3 separate regions of the Homo sapiens genome follow, and regions 2 and 3 are each linked to region 1. Evidence: chromatin contacts called from ENCODE Hi-C or POLR2A ChIA-PET data. All regions are on one chromosome and are shown on one strand. Each heading gives the region's core, a stretch centred on a gene start or an enhancer-like site at or near the end of the contact. The rest is flanking DNA. Distances are from core to core; before and after follow the strand shown. Region 1 has its middle 190 kb from the start of LRIG1. Region 2 overlaps LOC105377144 (a long non-coding RNA gene). Region 3 has its middle 240 kb from the start of KBTBD8.

Evidence for each region. A loop is a pair of places that touch in the nucleus more often than their neighbours do. ChIA-PET counts read pairs that join two places held with the same protein, here RNA polymerase II (POLR2A). Pooled maps may share reads with other maps.
Region 2: a loop to region 1 is called in a map of aorta, with 2.1 times the contacts of the local background. The contact joins two enhancer-like sites. A Hi-C loop is called at or near these places in 2 of 168 maps with a recorded cell type or tissue (CD8-positive, alpha-beta T cell and aorta). POLR2A ChIA-PET finds 5 or more read pairs at or near these places in 2 of 52 experiments (A673 and activated CD4-positive, alpha-beta memory T cell).
Region 3: a loop to region 1 is called in a pooled map of gastrocnemius medialis, with 2.5 times the contacts of the local background. The contact joins two enhancer-like sites. A Hi-C loop is called at or near these places in 1 of 37 single-sample maps with no recorded cell type and 2 of 50 pooled maps. POLR2A ChIA-PET finds 5 or more read pairs at or near these places in 1 of 52 experiments (HepG2).

The regions. Positions count from the first base shown.
Region 1 is chr3:66,691,587-66,696,563 of GRCh38, forward strand. No RefSeq gene overlaps it. Among named protein-coding and RNA genes, the nearest start is that of LRIG1, 190 kb to the left of the region's middle. RefSeq lists an enhancer at 3,281-3,450. Within about 2 kb of position 2,130, at least 7 of the 41 ENCODE cell types and tissues checked have a DNase peak (open chromatin) inside an H3K27ac peak, as active enhancers do.
Region 2 is chr3:66,796,354-66,801,330 of GRCh38, forward strand. All of the region lies in intron 2 of LOC105377144 (a long non-coding RNA gene), which reads right to left. Among named protein-coding and RNA genes, the nearest start is that of KBTBD8, 200 kb to the right of the region's middle. RefSeq lists an enhancer at 1,928-2,478. Within about 2 kb of position 2,063, at least 5 of the 41 ENCODE cell types and tissues checked have a DNase peak (open chromatin) inside an H3K27ac peak, as active enhancers do.
Region 3 is chr3:66,758,994-66,763,970 of GRCh38, forward strand. No RefSeq gene overlaps it. Among named protein-coding and RNA genes, the nearest start is that of KBTBD8, 240 kb to the right of the region's middle. Within about 2 kb of position 2,303, at least 2 of the 41 ENCODE cell types and tissues checked have a DNase peak (open chromatin) inside an H3K27ac peak, as active enhancers do.

The sequences.
Region 1 (4,977 bases), core at 880-3,379:
ATAAATGACAATTTTTCCTTTACTTTTTAAAACACAGCTACTAAAAAAATTGAAAACTACATCTGTGGCTTGCATTATACACCCATTGGACAGCACTGGAGTGGAGCAAGAGCTCTGAGGCCCTGCCCCAGCCTTCACTGGGCCTAATTCTAAAACTGCACCATGTACAGTAGCAACAGAGAACAGCAGACATTTGCTTTTTCTCTTTTTTTTTTTTTGAGACGGAGTCTCACTCTGTTGCCCAGGCTGAAGTACGGAGGCCCAATCTCGGCTCACCACAACCTCTGCCTCCTGGGTTCAAGCGATTCCCCTGCCTCAGCCTCCTGAGTAGCTGGGATTACAGGCACACACTACCATGCCTGGATAATTTTTGTATTTTTAGTAGAGATGGGGTTTCACCATGTTGGCCAGGCTGGTCTTAAATTCCTGACCTCGTGATCTGCCGGCCTCAGCCTCCCAAAGTGCTGAGATTACAGGCGTGAACTACCGCGCCCAGCCAGACATTTGCTTTCCATAACATTTATGGGGAGCAGGGGTGGAGGAAGGGACCAAATCCATATTTGTGTGGCTTCCAGAAAGCTACAGCTTTGCAGATTTATCTTCACCAAGAGAGGGATCTGCTTCTTGGGGCTATGACATGTGTGTCTCTAAATATCCTGGTGGTTGAATCCAGTCTGAAAGCAAACATTTCAAAGCCTTTGGCAGAAGCTGTTTAGAGACAGGCTTTCAAGCCATCAGGCCAGCAGATGATGTTTACTTCTTATGACAAAATAGTGAAGTCAAAATTGTATTTCATAGCAGTTACTTTTATGTCCTGAGAATAGAAAAATCCCTTCCAATGACCAAAACACCCCTGCACAACCTCAAATCCCATTAAATAAGTCTGTGGCTTTGCCACTTTGTGGAAAACAGTGCTTCATCTTTCCAGTCCAGACAGGTCCTTAACCTCCTGAGATACTTCTTGCATTAGCAGAAGGTGAGTGTGTGTGTATGTGTGTGTGTGTGTGTGTGTGTGTGTGTATTTCTCTAAACAGACTGATTACGGCCAGGTTCAAAGGTGCACCACCATGTTCAGAAGGGCAATTTGGAAGGCACAATGTTTTCCTGCAAAATGGTTGGCTGGCAACAAAGACTGGAAGAAACAATGAGCAATATGCACCTCGCACAAAGGGCTTTGCACTTCCTGAAGTTGTTCTGCACTCACGATTTCACTGGCCCCTTTTTCACATGTGGATGAGGGAGACGAGGAAACTCAGGCCAGGCAGAGTTTCTGCTTAGCACTAGGGTGAAAGGATAAGATTTGGAATCAGTGGGCTCGCACTTAAGTTTTTGCTCTGCTTTTCTAGCTGTATGGCCCTGGGCAAGTTACCAAACTTCTCCGCGCTTGTTATGTCTTATTTGTGAAATGTGGCTAATACAGACTCAAAAGGTTATACTCTATGATTTCATTCCTATGACATTTTAGAAGAAGAAAATCTCTATCAGAGGTTTCCAAGGGTCAGGGCTGGGCTGAGAGAAGGCCTGCCTACAAATCTTTAGCACAAAGGAAAGTTCTGAGGTGACAACGGTTCCGCATGTTCATCATGGTAGTTAGGAAAACCCAGAAGTAACTGTACAGCAAAAACAAAAAGTGAATTTTACTGAATGTAAATTCAGAACTATTTATCCGATAAAAAAATAACTAGACTAAAAAAAACTCCTCTCTGGAAGGTTGCTGTGGCATTTGAGTTTATACAGTAAACAGCAGGGAAACAACTGAAACCTACTTCTTGATATTCCTACTCTGGTATTTCTAGGTCTGCCACTGCCAAATAGAAGCATAGGAAATGGAATCAACCAAATTTAATTTCAACTCTCAAAAGCAGTGAAGAGGAAAGAGGCTCATGATCCAGGGCTGGAACTGGAATGCTGATGTGGTGACAGCTGAGAACAGGTGGGAGATGGGAACTGGCAAACTAATCTGTACGTGACTCTCCCTGCACGGTGAATTTACCACTAAGAGAGTTTGCAAACCTTCTCCCTGTCCTCTCTGCTTGTCCGTGGTGTTCTTCAGTGTACCCCAGCCCCAGCTCTTCCTTGCCCCACTGACTCTAAACTTTCTCACCGTTTCACACAGATCTAGTTGTGTCTTGGTTATTTGTTTCAGGCACGCTGCCAGCTGGCATGCTCTGTCTACTGCTACAGAAAACAAATCTCTCCTCCATTTCTCATGTGTTACCAGCCTAACAAATACACTACTGTCTATGTTTTACACTGATTCGTGCAAATGACCTGGCTCTTTTCACGCGGAGTGCTTTCTGCAGGCTGGGATTTAAAAAAGATGGTGTGGTCCTCTGCCTGGGCAAAGAGTATTTTTAGCCGCTAGGTTTTAGTTAATTACACTAGCTGTTGCTCATCATGGCTCTTGGTTTCTTTTGTGTTGCTGAGGGGAGCGGGGTCAGCTTCTGAATCTAAAGCATGTGGCTTTGAAACATAAGTAAATCTTTCTTCAGGGTCCCAGCTCTAGTTCTCAGGGATTTCCTCATTGCATTTTCATTTTTAGGATGTTCTGAGGTTGTTTTTTTTCTTTTTTCTTTTTTTTTTTTTTGAGCCTGTCACCCAGGCTGGAGTGCAGTGGCACCATCTCGGCTGACTGCAAGCTGCGCCTTCCGGGTTCACCCCATTCTCCTACCTCAGCCTCCCAAGTATCTGGGACTACAGGCGGCCGCCACCGCGCCCAGCTAATTTTGTTTTTTTTTTAGTAGAGACGAGGTTTCACCTTGTTAGCCAGGATGGTCTTAATCTCCTGACCTCGTGATCCACTCGCCTCGGCCTCCCAAAGTGCTGGGATTACAGGCGTAAGCCACCGTGCGCATCCATGTTCTGAGTGTTTTTGATGCGTTTGTGGTGGGATGCGAGGAGAGAAGTGGTTTCCTCCTCACACCTTGGGTTCTTTTCTATCTTTGCTTGGGAAATTGGCTTTTATTTGCTTTGTAGCCTCTCCTCTCCTTCCTGTTAAGAAAGTGATTATCCATGCACAAAATGGAAAGTTTTCAGGCTCAAGCATGCTTGTGAAGGGGAGTTGGAGATTTGGAATTGTTTTGGTGACCTCCAGGAATAAAACTAGGAAATTCAAGGGAGCTGGTTTGTGAAGGCTTCTAATTAGAAGTGCCCTCAAATGCCTTCATATGTAGTGATGTCCCTATCAACAGAGGCATTCGAAAGGAGGCTGGAGGGCCACTTGCTGAGGATACTTGAGAGAAGCTTTATGCATCCTAGAGGGGTTGGTGCTTTCAGAGTTCTCCTAAGCTCAAGCCTCTGTGATTCCACATGACTCCTTAACTTGGAAAGTAAGACACAGACACAGAAAGGGCATACAATCAACCTTTTCTGGAAATAGGTTAAAACAGTGTAGGGGCCAGGTGGAATAACTCACACCTATAATCCCAGCACTTTGGGAGGCTGAGGCAGGAGGATTGCTTGAGTCCAGGAGTTTGAGACCAGCCTGGGTAATAGAGTGAGATCCAATCTAAACGACACACACGCGCGCGCGCACACACACACACGCGCCTGGGCAACATGGCAGAACCCCGTCTCTACAAAAAGACAAAAATTAGCCGGGCATGGTAGCGTACGTCTGTAGTTCTGGCTACTCAGGAGGCTGAGGTGGGAGCATCACTTGAGCCTGGGAGGTGGAGGTTGCAGTGAGCCAAGATTACACCACTGCACTCCAGCCTAAGGGACACAGTGAGACCCTGTCTCAAAAAAAAAAAAAAAAAAAAAAAAGAAAAAAGAAAAGAAAAGAAAACCTGAAACTAACAAAAAACAGTACTGGGCTGGATATCTTCTGTCTGTCTTTCTTGCTTGTTCTACTTTCCATCCTTTTAGATTTTTCCGTGTCCTGAGAGGCTGACACATATGGGTCACTTCAACAGGCTCCTGTGCCCTCTGGCTTCCAGGGGATTTCAGCCACTGGGGAACCCAGGAAGATGATCGGAGGGGAGGTGGACAGTGAGGTCGGGGATTTTTCTCATCTCTTTCTCTATGGATTTGGGACATGGTGGGTAAAATATCTCTCTCTCTCTCTCTCTCTCTCTCTCTCACTCTCTCTCCCGTTTCTATCGCCTTCCCTGTCTCAGTTCCACTTCCTTCTCATGTCTTTTCAGGCCTAGGGATAGTGAAACTCTCAACTTATTCAGTGTGAGTAGGCCATCTCTTTCTTGGCAAGACCCTGCCTGACACAAATATTCAACACCTACTCTGTGCAATGGAAAATATGGCATAGTTCTTTCCCTCAAGTGCTTTCCAGGATGGTTATGGAGATAGGATGAAAATCTTGGGAGAGGAAACAGATACATTTTTGTTGTGGTGGCTTTTGACACCATGGGCTCTGTAATCCTAGGACATAAGAACTGTGCCTATATACATGAGCTAACCAGACGAAATTCTGCTAAAAATCAAACAGACCAACGTTTCCATGAATTCGATCAAATAAATGTCTTATTTCTTGGCTTTCTGACAAAGAATTGACCGAATATTCCTTCTGGATGAGCTGTTTCAGCATAGTCTTCAGACATGGCCTCTGGCAGCATTTGTGGAATGACAAAGTTAACTTTGGGGGAATGACACACAATGGGGACCAGTGGTTTCTGGCAACCCCGGTGTGATCTGGGAGGGTCAGGATCAGAGGATGCATGTTGCAGCTGGAGCCCAGGATAAGGTTAGTATATCACACTGTGGGACCCACAGAGCTGCCTGGTCACAAAACAGAAGGAGTCTGAATTTCCCCAAGAAGAGGGAGGCGCCTGCAGAATCATTAGTAGGAACAGAAAGCCAGTGCCCCTTCTGGGAGGAGTGAGCGGGGAAGAAAAATGTCCTCATGTATTCATGAAAAGACAAAGATGCACACAAGGCTTCACCTTTATACCCCACTTTATGGAAATGGGCAAAGTGGTTTGTACATAGAGCACAAAAAATTGCGCACGGGTAGCTTTGACT
Region 2 (4,977 bases), core at 813-3,312, 100 kb after region 1:
TGACTCTCAGAGCATTCACAGGCTGTGTGACCTTGGGCAAGTTATGTAGCATCTCTGAACCTCAATTTCCTCATCTGTAAAATGGGGTGAAACACAGAATGTCTAAGAGAAACAGAAGCATACATCCATATAAAAACTTGCACATAAGTATTCATAGCAGCGTTATTTGTAATAGCCCCAAAGTGGAAACAACTCAAATATCTATTAAGTGATGAGTGGATAAACAAAATGTGGTATGTCCATACAATGACTACTATGCAGCTATCAAAAAGAATGAAGTACTGATACATGTTCCAACATAGATGAATTTTGGAAACATGCTCAGTGAAAGAAGTCAGATGCAAAGGATGACATATTGTGTAATTCTGTTTATATAAAATGCCCAGAACAGGCAAATCTATAGATAGGAAACAGATCAGAGTTGTCTAGGGTTGTAGGGAGGGGGAAACGGGGAAATGACTGCTAATGCATATGGGATTTCCTTTTGGGTGATGAAATGTTCTAACATTGACTATGGTGATGACTACAAACTCTGTGATATACTTCAATATATTCACTGAATATAATCCACTGAATTGTATATTTTAAATTGGTGAATTGTATGGTATGTGAATTATATCTCAATAAAACTATATTTTTTTAAAGGGATACAAAACCCATAGTACCTACATCATAGAGGCTATTGTGAAAATTCAATAATATAATGCCTCGAAAGTGTCTAGCATAGCATCTGACAAGCAATCGATGTTATCTTCAACAACAATATTAGTAATAATAAAAATATGTAGTTATATCTTATAGTATCATATAAAACAATAATTATATGATACACAATATTCCGTGTAACTATATGTTAAGTCTATATTATCATAAAATAATTATAAAAATAATATTTTTTTTCACCCTCTGTCTCTTCCTCCTCTTAAAACTTTGATTCTGGGTTGATCCTCCAATTTTTTTTAACATTATCAAAATTACTTTTGAACATTTTGAATGTTATATATATTACCTAATATATACAACGTATCTATCATAGTATATTATATATTATGTATAGACACATTATGTATAATGTGTCTATACATAATATAGACAGGACCCGATCCCCACAGCTTGAGACAATCAATGTGGTGTTCAGAAACAGAACTAAAAGGGCATATTTTCCTGGAGACACGTTGGCTCAACGTGAAATTCCCCTGTAGCCTCAGTTTCCCTCAAGGCCTGCTAACCAGAGACCTGAAGGTGGATTACTATCCAATTTTACTTGCTATTGGCTGGACAAATCTCCCTGTTCATTTGTTGTATCAATAAATTAGGGTGGAATGTTAGACACATTATGTGTCTATACATAAATATATAATACTATGATAACTGTGATATATCTTTATGGGATTATTACTATACATTGTCATATGTAATAATATATATTACGTGCCATATAATACATTCAGTTGTATAATATACAATTATTATGAAATATGATAGTAGTAGTAGTGTTCACCCTATGACTGGTCTTTCTTTTAACCTTTCTGAATTTGGAATGGTTTCTCCAATTCTTTGAACCTTTGCTGGCCCCTGATATATTTGGAAAGAAAATTGCTCTGAATTTGGAGAAATTAAATTACAGTAATGACTCTAATTCAACTGCCTCGTGTAGCTCAGGCTGGAAGATAGAAAAAATATCCCAGGCCGCTCCTACGGCTGCTCCTGGGAGCCCTGTGAGGGGGCCAGGAGGAGGTGGGGGACACGCCGCTGAGGGTCCCGGCGACACGCCAGGGGGCCCCCCGATGCGGATAAAGGGCTGTTTCTTCCCAGCCTCTTTGGAATGCCCGGCTGCCTTTTGAAAGGGGATCCCCAGGACTCCGGTCCAGATCTGGGGTTTCTCCCTCCTTGCTGTTGATCGGGAGCGCTGCCGCAGGTGTCCCATTTTCATTAAAATGCACATCAGAGCGCCTACTGGAGCTGGTAACAAAGACAACATTGAAACCGGGTGTCCGCCTTCCGCGGCCAAGCAGGGGGCAGGACAATGATTTCCCCAGGATGTGTTCGCTGCCTGGCTTCCCCACAGAGCGCTCCGTCAGGACTCAGTCATGGGTGAATGCCGGGCTTCTGAGAAACTCCAGCTGAGCGGAGTTGTTGCAACTTCAGAACTGTTTCTCCAAGTGAGGGAGGAGGCCTTCTGGAAGGAGGCAATCAACAGTTTCCCGATCCCCACAGCTTGAGACAGTCAGTGTGGTTTTCAGAAACAGAACTAAAAGGGCATATTTTCCTGGAGACACGTTGGCTGGATCTGAAATTCCCCTGTAGCCTCAGTTTCCCTCAAGGCCTGCTACCCAGAAACCTGAAGGTGGATTACTATCCAATTTCATTTGCTATTGGCTGGACAAATCTCCCTGTTCATTTGTTGTATCAATAAATTAGGGTGGAAAAAAAGGAAATAGTCTTACTTTGCAGATATCTTTGGGGTGCTTGGAGGTTGTACCTGATATGGTAAAAACTTTCTTATAATGAAATTTATGTACGTGTGTGTTTGGGGGGAAAAGGAATATATTTATGAAAGTTTTTTTTTTTTTTTTTTTCAGAGAGACTGCTAGAAATAGTCATTTAGAGGGGAAAAAATTCAAATTACACAATATCAAAGCTGTATTGTGCAGCTACAGTGAAGGCCATGGGTAGCCCACGCTACTTTCTCTACGTGGGCCAGGAAAGCAATGACCCAACGCTGTCCCAGGACTCAGGGCTGATGAGTGGAGGAAAGGCTGGACTTCTGGACTTGTTTTTTTCTGTGCCCCCTTGGCAGGGCATTCTTTTTTTTTTTTTTTTTTTGAGACAGAGTCTCACTCTGTTACCCAGGCTGGGGTGCAGTGGTGCCATCTCGGCTCATTGCAACCTCTGCCTCCCGGGTTCAGGTGATTCTTCTGCCTCAGCCTCCCAAGTAGCTGGGATTACAATCATATGCGACCACGCCTGGCTAATTTTTGTATTTTTAGTAGAGATAGGGTTTCACCATGTTGGCCAGGCTGGTCTTGAACTCCTGACCTCAAGTGCTCTGCCTGCCTCGGCCTCCCAAAGTGCTGGGAATACAGGTGTGAGCTACCATGCTTGCAAAGTATGGTTTGCCCAACCATTCATGGTAGCTCCGGGTGTAAGGTTCACCTCCTCCTCTCCACTGATTTTGGAAACTGAGGCTTAGAGATATTAAGTGACTTTTTCCAAGGTCACACAGCCAGATAGCCACAAAGCTTTACCATTGTCATCATCCACGGAGGCTGGTTCCAAAGATGGTGGCTTCTTCGGTGTGAAGTTTGGGGACTAGAACTCCTTTGCTGTGCTGCCTGAGATGCTCCATGGAGCCATTTTTCTCTGGGATTCTACCATCTTCTCAGAGTGCTGCCAGGAAGTTGAACCCTGGTCCTTCTTCCTGCTGGCCCCATAGGACCCTTCTTCATGCCTCTCCAAGCCCACTCTCAACTGCTACCCTCTTTGCCTCTGCCCTTAAAAAGACAGGCTAACTCTGCTTTCTGCTCTGCCACAAAATTTAGTTGGGGCTCAGAAGCCCAGAACCTGCTACCTGCTTAAATGAGGGGAAGAGTAAGGGGAAAATGTATATATAGAGAAAAAAATAATGAATATGTCAAACTATTCTTCCCTAGGAGAGGAATAGCTAGGTCATATGGTTAGTGTATGTGTAACTTTCTAGGAAACTGCCAAAGTGTTTTCCAAAGTGGCTGTGCGATTTTGCATTCCGATCTGCAATATATGAGAGTTCCAGTTGCTCTGTATCCTTGTCAGCAGTATTGTCAGTTTTTTAAAAACGCACTTCAGTACCCGTGTGGTGGAATCTCATTGTGGTTTTTATTTCATTTCCCTAATGTCTAACAGGGTTTTGTCTCTTTTTATGGGCTTATTTGCCATCTGTAGATCTGCTTTAATGCAGTGTCTGTTCAAACCTTTTGCCCATTTTTAAACTGGATTGTTTTCTTATGATTGAGTTTTGACAGTTCTTTATATATAGTCATGTGCCACATGACAACATTTTAGTCAATGACGGACTGCCTATACGACGGTGGTCCCGTAAGAATATAATGAAGCTGAAAAATTCCTATTGCCTAGTTAGGTCATGGCCATCCTAGCATTGTAGTGCAATGCATTATTCACATGTTTGTGTCGAGGCTGGTGTAAACAAAGCTACTGGGCTGCCCCTTGTATAAAGTCTAGCACATAAAATTATGTGCAGTACATAATACTTGATAATAAATGACTATATTACTGGTTTATATATTTAATATACTATACTTATTATTATCATTTTAGAGTATACTCCTACTTTAAAACAAATTTAACTGTGAAACACTTTCAGGCAGGTCCTTCAGGAGGTATTCCGAAGGCATTGTCAGCATAGGAGATGACAGCTCCCTGCATGTTATTGCCACTGAAGACCTTCCAGTGGGACAAGATGTGGAGGTGGAAGACAGTGATATTGATGATCTTGACCCTGTGTAGGCCTAGGGTGTGTTTGTGTCTTAGTTTTTAATAAGAAACGTTTAAGGACTACAAATGTAGTTTTTAAAATAGGAAAAAAGCTTATAGAATAAGGATATAAAGAAAATATTTTTGTACAGCTTTACAAAAAGCCAAAAGGTTACAGTATGCTAAAGTTAATTTATTAGTGAAGAATGAAAAACATTTTTAATAAGTTTAGTGTAGCCTTAGTGTACAGTGTTTATAAAGTCTACAGTGTATAAAGCATACAGTCATGTCCTAGGCCTTCACATTCATTCACCACTCACTCACTGACTCACCCAGAGAAACTTCCAGTCCTGCAAGCTCCTTTCATGGTAAGTGCACGACACAGGTGTACCACTGTTTCTCCTTTATACTATAGTTTTACTGTGTCTTTTCTATATTTAGGTGTGTTCAGATACACAAATGCTTACCATTGTGTTACAATTGTCTAGGGTATTCAGGATAGTAACA
Region 3 (4,977 bases), core at 1,053-3,552, 68 kb after region 1:
GCGCCACTGCACTCCAGCCTGGGCGACAGAGCAAGACTCCGTCTCAAAAAAAAAAAAAAAAAAAAAAAAGAAGTGGATTGGTGATGTGTTTAGGCCTCCAGCAAAACTGGCTACTTAAGAGGGAAAATGAGAATACAGGCAAATTTTGTGTTTATACATGCACATACACACATACACATAATTTTTCTCTCACTTTGTCTGTAAGGTAAAGGAGTAGGGAAACCATAGTCTTGTAGCGTGAAAGGTTCTTAATGCCTACCTACTACTGTGCCATCTTGCTTAGGAACACATTATTTTCCTCTAGGTTACTATAGAACAGTCTATGTTGTGCAAAGAAATCACAAACAGGCATGTGTCACAACTCAGTCATAACACATCCCTCTGGTTTTCTGGAGCTGTTAGATCTAGCTCCATTTCCTTCCTCTGTCCTTACCTTACTTCAAGGTCAAACAGTCTGGGTTAGAGCGCTTGGTGACAGAGTAAGAAAGAACCGTGTTTGAGGTGGACTTGGGTTTTAGTCTCAAATTCAGCATCTACTCCAAGGCATTTGTCCTCCATTATATTTCAGATCTGAAGGTCATTTCACAGTTTCTGAACATCGTCACACAAATTCGTGTTTGAAATTCACAAGATAGTAAAGTTAAGGTAAAGATTATTTTCTCCAATATGTATTATTGTCTTCAATACGTATTACTCTAAGATTATTTCTCCAATATGCTAAGATTCAAAGAGATAAAGTGGTCTTGACAAACAGCACAGCTAGGGGAGTGGCAGTCGATGTCCGAGGATTCTAAATCCAAGGCTTTCCCTTCGACACCACATTGTGTCTTTCAATCAACAAATGCTTTTTCTAAAAAACATCTAACATGTGCTTGATACAGCGATGAACAAAGCCGACAGTTCCTGCTCTCCTGGAGCTTACATTCTACCGGGGTCACTTTCTGAATGAGTTACATCAGTGGTTCTTTTTTTTTTTTTTTTTTTTTTTTTTTTTTTGACAGGGTCTGGCTCTATCGCCCAGGCTGTAGTGCAGTGGCATAATCTTGGTTCACTGCAACCTCTGCTTACTGGGCTCAAGCCATCCTCTTACTTCAGCCTCCTGAGTAGCTGGGACTACAGGCACACACCACCATGCCCAACTAATGTTTTGGTATGTTTTGTAGAGATGGGGTCTCACTATGTTGCCCAGGCTGGTCTCAAACTCGTGAGCTCAAGCGATCTGCCTGCCTTGGCCTTCCAAAGTGCTGGGATTTCAGGAATAAGCCACCACACTCAGCCAGTGGTTCTTAACTAGGGGTGATTCTGCACCCTAGAAGACACATGGAATGTCTGGAGGCATTTTTGGTTGTCACAGTGGGAGGGGAGGTGCTACTGGCATCCAATGGGTGGAGGGCAAGAATGCCACTGAAAATCTTACAATCCACAGGACAGTCCCATTCAACAAAGAATTATCCAACCCCAAATGTCAACAGTGCTGAGGCTGAGGAATTCTGAAGTGAATCAACGATTCTCTTCAATCTACGTATAAAGAATAGAATCTAAAATTCAGTTTAAAGTAAGAAACACCAAATATACATGATGTTGGTTCTGTCATGTAGAAACTGTATGGTGAATTGAAATAGGAAGTTGAAGAGATTTCTCCAAAGGAAAAGTTTTAAAAACACTAATTCAGGCAATGTGAAAGAAGATTTGTCCAGCTACAAGCGAGACTGATAAATTGCTGTAATAACAACAATACGCTACTTGTAAATACTGTTTTCACGTTATTGTGGCCTCTGAATTTCCCAGTAGTCCAGTCAAGGAAAATGAGAACCACATACTCAGATAACTAAAGACCTGCTCTTTGCATGAAATTAAAACATCACCATTGCATATTCCGGGAACCGACTTTTTTTTTTCTCACTTTGTGGCCCAGGCTGGAGTGCAGTAGTATGATCTCGGCTCACTGCAACCTCCACCTCCTGGATTCAAGAGATTCTCCCACCTCAACCTCCAGAGCAGCTGGGATTACAGGTGTGAACCACTGCACCTGACTAATTTTTTTGTATTTTTAGTAGAGGTAGGGTTTCCCCATTGGGGCCTGATTTTTTAACTTAAATGTCTAACTTCTGCAAAAGCAAGGAATCCTTGCAGGTAAAAAAAAAAAAAAAAATAATACAAGTCTTAGTAAGACAGTGGGATAGCTAATTCTAGAGTTTTCTTTTCCAAGCCGAGAGAGTAAAGTGGAAGTGAGGTTACTGTCCTGAGCCTTGCAACTATGACCCTCAGGGCTATCTGGTTACCCGAGGTGGCACTGTTTACCAGGGCTTGGAGCAACAGCTTTCTCAGGCCTTGACAGATAGAAAATGGCTTGTCCAATTGAGTCTTCCCTTCTTTTTGGTAGTAACGAGCCAGGCTTTTCCTTAAACACAAATTTTTGGACGCTAATCAACTCTCATGGAAAGAATGAACAGGAAATTGAATAATAATAAGCTAACCAGTAGCTAGGAATAAGTTTTAACATTATATTTGCACCCATAAACATGTGTGACCTTAGACAAGTTATTTTGGCCCTCAATTTCCTCATATGTAAAATGAGAAGGGTGGATTAGATGTCTTATGAAATCCTATGAATCACAAGTTGAGAAAATAAATGATGCTCGTTGCGATTAAGAAGTGTTCACGATGATTCCATTCTCCTCTTCTTGCTCCGTCTCTCTCTTCTGCTTGATTTTCAATACAAAGTTTTGCTTTGTTTTGAGACAGGGTCTCACTCTGTTGCCCAGGCTGGAATGCAGCATTGCGATCTCGGCTCACTGCAACCTCCACCTCCCAGGTTCAAGCAATTCTCCTGCCTCAGCCTCCTGAGTGGCTGGGATTACAGGTGCATGCCATCATGCCCAGATGATTTTTGTATATTTAGTAGAGACAGGGGTTCACCATGTTGTCCAGGCTGGTCGTGAACTCCCGACCTCAGGTGATCTGCCCACCTCGGCCTCCCAAAGTGCTGGGATTACAAGCATGAGCCACTGCGCCCGGCCAATATAAAGTTTTAAATAAAATAAACAGAATGCCATTTTTTTTCTGAAAAAAAGTGAACTGATAACACTAGGCTGCATGAGCTCTTATCTTGGAGTCAAGTGCTAAAAATCTAAATCAGCAATAAAAATACATAAATAAAAAGCTGGGAGTTTACAGAGCAAGGGCAGAGGTTGTGCCCCTGTCTGATTTTACTCTGCTTGTGGTCAAGGTTGCCTTTTGTTACAAGTGAGCCCAATTACAATCTCTGGAGGGCCCTGCGCAACCCACTTATTGTGATTAAAAGGTCACTTGAAGCCCTGTCTGAGTTGTTTATCTTACCAAAGGTGGTAGAGGTTGCAGTTAAATGTACAGGTATTCTCAGGATCTGGAATCTTTATTTTCTTTGGGTGTTTGTGTTTTGGGGGCTGGTGGCTAGGTTGATCCTGTCAGTTTAGGAGGGTGTGTGTGTTTGGCACAGGCCTCAAATCAAAACCAGCAACTTTGGTTTACAGACTTTCAATCTGCAAAGTTTTTCTGAAGACACTCAGCTTTCCAATTTATCCTAAGTTCTAGGGGGATTCCAATAAATGACTAGCAAATCCAAGAGCGATGCTGTCACTCTCTCCGGTGAAGACGATGACAGGGCCCTCCTTGGTTGTCTGGCAACCTGATGACTTCCCTTGGCCCTGAAACTCTCCCACCAACTTGAATGAAAGAGGTAACTTTCGGGAAATCCTTGGACCCTGGGTCTGTTGCACCCCAGCTGGCTTCCAGAGCCTTGGTTTTCATACCTCACTGTGGTCTGGGAAATTCCTCAGAAAAATTTGTTAAGACAATGTTTTTATCAGTGGATCGTATCAGAAAGTAGGCAATTTTCATTTCAGGGATGAACAAGACAAATGGAGCGTTCCTTACCCACGGCAGGAATAAAATATGCAACTTATTATCCAGTAATAAGGCTCAGATTAGAAAAATTGGTTATTATTTTATGGCCCTTAATGAACCAGGTCAAGCAAACTCGATGCTCCCAAGTAACCCTGAAACCAGGTGGTTCTAGCTCTTTAGGCTCCCTTCCCAAAAATCTGTACAGCAGCTTCCTGGAGCTGGCTGGAAGGAGTTGAGACTGTTGGAATTTGGCCTGGGTCTGTAAGTCTTTAGCTAACAGGGGCCTAATTCAACACTTCTTCAAAAAATCAAAAAGACAACGAGTGTACTTTTAAATCACCCTGAGGTTTGCAATCTTTTTGATGTCTTACTCTCTCTGCAGAAGAAGACCTCCATTTTTCTTATCATCTGCAGCACCTCTCTAGGTGAGCTATAGAATGTGTCGTGCCTTAAAAAAAAGTCTCATTGTCTGAGCCTCTCATACTTGTCTTTCAGCATGCTGATTTGCTCTGGCTACACTTCTGGAAACTGGCAGCCTTAGGGAGGATTTTGTGACCAGTATTATGATTTTGTTGTGAGCTTGCCAGTCCTCTTCTGATTCCGGTTGAGTCAGTCTTGTTGAGTCTTGATGCTTATTCTCTCTTTGTTTACTCCACAGGAGATTTCATCACAGTGCCTCCGGCAATGGACTGCATACAATTTTCTGTATAGATGATGGGACTCGATCTTAAAATGTATTCCAAGTATTGGGCAATCCCTTTTCAACCTCCTTCCCAAATAGTACTTTTTAAAAATTATTATACTTTAAGTTCTGGGATACATGGGCAGAACGTGCAGGTTTGTTACATAGGTATACATGTGCTATGGTGGTTTGTTGCACCCTTCAATCAGTCATCTAGATTAGGTATTTCTCCTAATGCTATCCCTCCCCTAGCCTCCCACCCCCTGACAGGCCCCACTGTGTGATGTTCCCCTCCCTGTGTCCACGTGTTCTCATTGTTCAACTCCCACTTATGAGTGAGAACATGCAGTGTTTGGTTTTCTGTTCCTGTGTTACTTTGCTGAGAATCATGGTTTCCAGCTTCATCTATG